2 separate regions of the Homo sapiens genome follow, and region 1 is linked to region 2. The links are chromatin contacts, found by Hi-C in ENCODE. All regions are on one chromosome and are shown on one strand. The core of a region is the stretch at or near the end of the contact, and the rest is flanking DNA. Distances in the headings are between cores, read along the strand shown. Region 1 overlaps SEPTIN11 (septin 11). Region 2 holds the start of USO1 (USO1 vesicle transport factor).

Region 1 (3,060 bases), core at 205-2,704, 1.3 Mb after region 2:
AACAGATAACTAACTTATACAGAGAAGTCATTTCCTAGGTTTTTTGTTTGTTTTTTTATTTTGGAGATAAAGTATATCACTCTGTCACCCAGGCTGGAGTACAGTGGCACAATCCTGGCTCATTGCAGCCTCTAACTCCTGAGCTTAAGCAAGATCCTCCTGCGTCAGCCTCCCAAGTAGCTGGGATTATAGGCATGAGCCATTGCGCCCAGCCCTAGGTTTTGTTTTGAGGATATAAATCCACTTTTCAAAAATCTCGTGGATGACTGGAGATGTAGCCAAACAAAAAGAAATTGCTTTTAAGCAGGGCATTTGTAAACAGTGGGTACATAACTTTCTTAGCTAATTCATATGTATTGTAGTTAAGCAGAAATTAAAAGTTGAGGTGGAAAACACAGAGGTTATGCACACAGATTTCCATTTGGTTTGGAGTTTCCCAGCATAACTGATAGAAACTCCCTTTCATGGGTCAATTAAAACTTGAGCCATCTTGATCTGGCCAGAGCAAATATGCTTCCAGGAATTTTTCACCCTGTGTTGGCTTTCCTTAAGCAAAATGACGGAATTGGATTTATGCATCTCTAACATCCAGATTAAGAAGCCTTAGAATTAGAAAAAACAAAGAACCAGAGACTTTGTTTAGAGGTAATTTGATTAAATCTCCTCACTTTACAGAGGAGGAAACATAAGCCCGAGGATTAAGTGACTTGGATCAGTATACTTTATTTATCCATAATCTGAGGCGTTGAGAAAAATGTAATCACCATGTCTTGTTAATAAAAATCTCCAGCTCTCCACCTGAATACATAAATGTTATCTCTTAAATTTAAAAAAAAATAAATTTTAAAGAGAAAAATCTTTCTAAACTTAAATTGTAATACCTGATTTTAAAGGTAAAAATTAAATATTGCTTTCGAATGGAAACGTAATTTTAATTTGTTTGGATTAAACAATTCAAATATCACCTTGGTAACATGCTGTCTTGCTTCCGCCTGCTGATAAGGATCAGAGGCTACGGCCTATCTAACCACATCTACCGAAACACTTCATTTTTAAAAGTAAAGAAAAGGGATATCACTTCAGTTTAAGTATGGTGAATAAAATCCATCTGGGCACACCGAGCTTGTTAATTTCAGTAGACCCAGGGCTGGATTAAAATACAGTCATGTACTGCTTTACAAACTCTCAGTCAACAATGGACCGCATATACAACCGTGGTTCTGTAAGATTATAAAACTGCACTTTTACTGTACCATTTCTATGTTTAGATATACAAATATTTACCATTGTGTTACAGTTGCCTACAGCATTCAGTACAGTAATATTCTGTACAGGTTTATAGCCAAGGAGCAATAGGCTATCCCATATATCCTAAGTGTCTAGTAGGCTATACCATCTAGGTTTGTGTAAGTGTATCTGGAGTTTGTTCCTGCCGGTTGGTTTGTGGTCTTGCTGACTTCAAGAATGAAGCCGCAGACCTTCATGGTGAGTGTTGCAGCTCTTAAAGGTGGCACGGACCCAAAGAGTGCGCAGCGGCAAGATTTATTGTGAAGAGCAAAAGAACAAAGCTTCCACAGCGTGGAAGGGGACCTGAGCGGGTTGCCGCTGCTGGCTTGGGTGGCCAGCTTTTATTCCCTTATTTGTCCCTGCCATGTTCTGTTTCTGTTGTATCAGAGTGCCCTTTTTTCAATCCTCCCCGCGATTGGCTACTTTTAGACTCCTCCTGATTGGTGCGTTTTACAGAGTGCTGATTGGTGCATTTTACAATCCTTTTGCTACAGAGTACTGATTGGTGTGTTTTTACAGAGCACTGATTGGTGCATTTTATAATCCTCTTGCTAGCTACAGAGTGCTGATTGGTGTGTTTTACAATCCTCTTGTAAGAAAAGTTCTCCAAGTCTCCACTCGACCCAGGAAGGCCAGCTGGCTTCACGTCTCACAAGTACACTCTAGGATGGAGTCCCCAATCCCCAGGCTGCCAACTGAGACCAGTCCGTGGCCTGTCCGGAACTGGGCTGGCCAGCAGGAGGCGAGTGATGGGCTAGTCAGCATTACCGCCTGAGTTCTGCCTCCTTCAGATCAGCTTCAGGCATTAGATTATCATAGGAGCCTGAGCCCTGTTGTGAACTGTGCATGGGAGAGATCTAGGTTGTGCGTTCCTTATGAGAATCTAATGCTTAAAGATCTGAGGTAGAGCGGTTTCATCCCCAAACCAACCCTGTCCGTGGAAAAATGGTCTTCCACAAACTGGTCCCTGGTGCCACAACGGTTGGGGACCACTGCTCTAGAATGTTCACACAAGAACAAAATCACCTACTGGCATGTTTCTCAGAATGTTTCCTCATCACAAAGTGGTGCATGACTGCAGAAGCAAAAGTGATGGGGAATCCAGAATGCTTCCCAGCTGGGGAGGATGTGGATTCTGCTAACTGCTGATTCTGCAAACAGGAATGTGATTTTGTGGCTTTTCCTCCAGCTTTGTAAATGAGTTTTCTCTTTAGGAATGGATTTTCTTCAGGCTAGAATCATCATTCTCGTTTTTTATTTCTTTCTGTTCACTTTATTTTTATTGTGATTTTACCTTATTCATATGTCCGAGAGCCCTGCTGGTCAGCAGCTTCTCCTGGAATGCCTAGCAGCTGTAATAGAACTTCTGATTAATTTCAGATTTTTAAATGATAGTTGCCTCTTCCTCCCAACTACTGTAGGTAAAGGAAGTCCAAGTTTCAGAAGACCTGTTAAGTGCTAGGCACTCTCATCCATACCTCTTTATCTCCTCCCAACAACCCTGCCAAGGAGATATGTATGAGAGAGCCTAGCACCTCTTCCTGTTTTTACTGAGGGCAGAATAGAGACTAAAGCAAGTAGAAAGCAAAGCTGGGATTCAAACCCATGTCTGTCTGACTCTAAGCCTTTTGCTGCCCTTCTCTGGTGAAGCAAGATTTGGAATTGTGGAACATATTTTACAGCAGCGCTCAGAATGTAGGTGGTGGCACACATTCTTACATAATTTGTTTTATAATTATCTCAATAATGAAGTCAGCTGGGAATTTTCTGAAA
Region 2 (2,700 bases), core at 166-2,665:
CCAGGTCTGAGAAAAATGCCCAGAGTATGTGGGGGAGGCAGGAGCTGAAAAAGTAGGCAGGAGCTAAATCATAACAGGCCTGTATGACAAACTAAGGAGTTTGCACTTTATTCTGGACAGAATGGGGAACAACTGGAGGATTTTAAGAGGAATGACATGAACAGATGTTTTGTTGTTGTTAGTCTCACCCAAGGATGGACTGGAGATTGGACTGGAAGGAAGCCAGGGCTGAATGCAGACAAACTAATTAGGAGGCTGTTGCTGTCATCTCAATGAGAAATGATGAGAAGAACATAATCTATGTCACAGGCACAGAGGATGGAGAGCAGAACACCTATTTGAGAAATATTCTATAAATAGAAATGATAGGACATGACTATTGATTGGACATGTGTGGGTGGAAAGCCAGAGTCTAAGATTCTTCCCAGCTTCCTCTGTCTAGCTTAGGCAATTATTTGGACAGTGGTACTACTGAGCACGGCACGCACACAGTAGAAGCAGCATATTGACTTTTTTTCTTTAAGGGAGGCAGGGAAAGATGACGAGTTCAATTTTAAATGCTGAATCTGAGACCTGTGGGGAATCCAAGGGGAGAGGTGCATGAGTCAGTTAGCTAACTAGACCTGTGCTTTTTAGCCTCAAGAAATTTACAAGACTATTCCAGAAGCATGTGTACTGACAACCTCACTGCCAAAGGAACAGGCATACCAATTAGAGAAAATGACAATTTTTCATGTTAAAAAAAAAAAAACTGAAAACACAGGGGTTGAGAGTTAATAACGAAACATTATGTTACTCGCCAAACTGACACAGCAGAACAATGTATTTCTCTAGTAAGCTAAATGTAGGGTTTGATGGGTTTCCTCCTGACGACACTTGAAAATAGAGGTGTACCTGGTGTTTAGATCTAGGAATTCCTTTCAGCAGGTTTGAAGAGCAAGAGCTGAGAAATGCGCCCTCCAGTGGCAGTGGAATGAGGGGTGTCTAGTAACCCTTTTTACCACCAAACAAAGCCCTGTAAAGAAATGCAATTTACCGGGATCAGAAAGCCACAATGCTGGTACCAGTAAACCGTCAAACCAAGCGAACCCTCTCAGGCGCCAGGAAGCCTTACCTGTCACGTTGGCCAAAGGAAAATTTCACTTTCGACTCAACAAAATAAGACCTCAGATTTGATAGCTTGCAGTAAGTCCCGCTTGGCGACGATTAAACACCCTGCAAGTCGAAACGCGTAGTCTAATCAAATCCTCTCCAGCCTGCAGGGCCGGGCTTCCACCACGTGGGTGGCTGCGGCCAGCAGGATCAATCCGCGAAGGGTGGGGGTAGGAGGCGTGCCCCTGCGGTGGGAGGCGGGGTCTGCGCAGTGGGTGGGGCTTCGGCGGAACCTAGCTAAGAGGTTCCTCTCGCCTCCGCTCCCCTTTTGCCTTCAACCTTCGAGCCGCCACGTAATGCCACGTCCCCGCGCATGCGCATCTTGGCCGCTGCTGGCGGCTGTTTCCGGGCTTAGAGGGCTGGAGTGGCCGCCGAGTTGGAGGCGGTGGTGGCAGCAGTAGGAGTGTGTAGAGTGCGGGATTGGGGCCCAGGCCCTGCGGAGGGCGGGGGAAGTTGTCTTCTTTTTTTTCCGGAGGGGCCGGTAAACCTGGTGGCTGAACGGCAAGATGAATTTCCTCCGCGGGGTAATGGGGGGTCAGAGTGCCGGACCCCAGCACACAGAAGCCGAGACGGTGAGAGGAGCAGCGGGTCTGGGACTTGGGAAGGGGTCCGGGCAGGGACGGGGACGGAGCACTCGGAGACCCGAAGGTCACCTCCAGCGTCCCACCATGGAGGGGGCATCCACATGCCGCCTCCCCCTTTGCCCTCCTTCCGCTCCTGAAATCCCAGAGTTATTCAATCACGCCCCCAGCTCAGTCCCCATTGCTGCCGTTCGGCCGGACTGACGGCGGCCGCGCCCCGCAGCTCTGTAGGCCCTGAAGCTCGGGCTAGGAGAGTGGTCCGCAGGTGGTACCGCACGGGAAGGGACGGATGCGCGGCCGAGCTGGCCCGAACTGCCTCCCACGCCCCTCGGGGCCGTGGGCCCCTCCCTCTTTCTCTTTCGCTCGTCTGCACTGGCCGAGAGGAGCCTGAAGTCCTGCTCCCTCCCTCGCAGTCTGAAACTGGGGCGTTGGGGAAAACTGCGAGAAGGTTTAAAACCCAGCTGTTGGTGAGAGCATTTGGCTAAGAATAAAACGATATTCTTTGAAGGACAAATCCACCTGCTCCTGTCCCATCAACTGGAAGAGCGGTCGTTCTGCCTGGTGTTATTTGTTCAGATCCGGCTTTTCGGGCTCACCCAAATATATATCATTTGGCAAATGCTACCTTGAACGTAGTAGGGATCTTAAGCGCTCAAACTGCTTTGGGGACACGTCCACCGCTTTCTGCCTGAACTCCTAATGACATGATTTGCGGCGTTATTTAAAAAAAAAAAAAAATGGTTAGCCGCTGAAAACATTATTTAATAGTTGCTTAGATTCTAGGTTTAGAATACACTTATTTTGAAGTTTGGTTAGTGTTTAATGGAATCGAGGGTGTATGCCTTTTTGAAATAAACTTTTTATTTGAGAAGAATTTTAGATCTACATAAAAGAGACTAAGTATAACACTTTAATGGCTAACTTTGTTAATGGGATCCTGAGGGATAATATAGTAGCTTTCATTTGT

Evidence for each region. Hi-C counts contacts between places; a loop is a spot of excess contacts on that map. Pooled maps may share reads with other maps.
Region 1: a loop to region 2 is called in a map of CD4-positive, alpha-beta T cell, with 9 times the contacts of the local background. The contact joins the enhancer-like site here to the promoter of USO1 in region 2. A Hi-C loop is called at or near these places in 1 of 168 maps with a recorded cell type or tissue (CD4-positive, alpha-beta T cell), 1 of 37 single-sample maps with no recorded cell type and 6 of 50 pooled maps.

Annotation. Positions count from the first base shown.
Region 1 is chr4:76,988,462-76,991,521 of GRCh38, forward strand. The region is part of intron 1 of SEPTIN11 (septin 11); the gene reads left to right. Among named protein-coding and RNA genes, the nearest start is that of SEPTIN11, 40 kb to the left of the region's middle. Within about 2 kb of position 1,455, at least 5 of the 41 ENCODE cell types and tissues checked have a DNase peak (open chromatin) inside an H3K27ac peak, as active enhancers do; they include CD4-positive, alpha-beta T cell, where a contact is called at or near this core.
Region 2 is chr4:75,723,162-75,725,861 of GRCh38, forward strand. It overlaps USO1 (USO1 vesicle transport factor), which reads left to right and starts at 1,416. Exons shown (of 24, transcript NM_003715.4): 1 at 1,416-1,724. The coding sequence starts at 1,659. It also overlaps a transcript of G3BP2 not described here. RefSeq lists enhancers at 606-1,526, 1,527-2,446, 1,543-1,622 and silencers at 1,203-1,372, 1,707-1,884.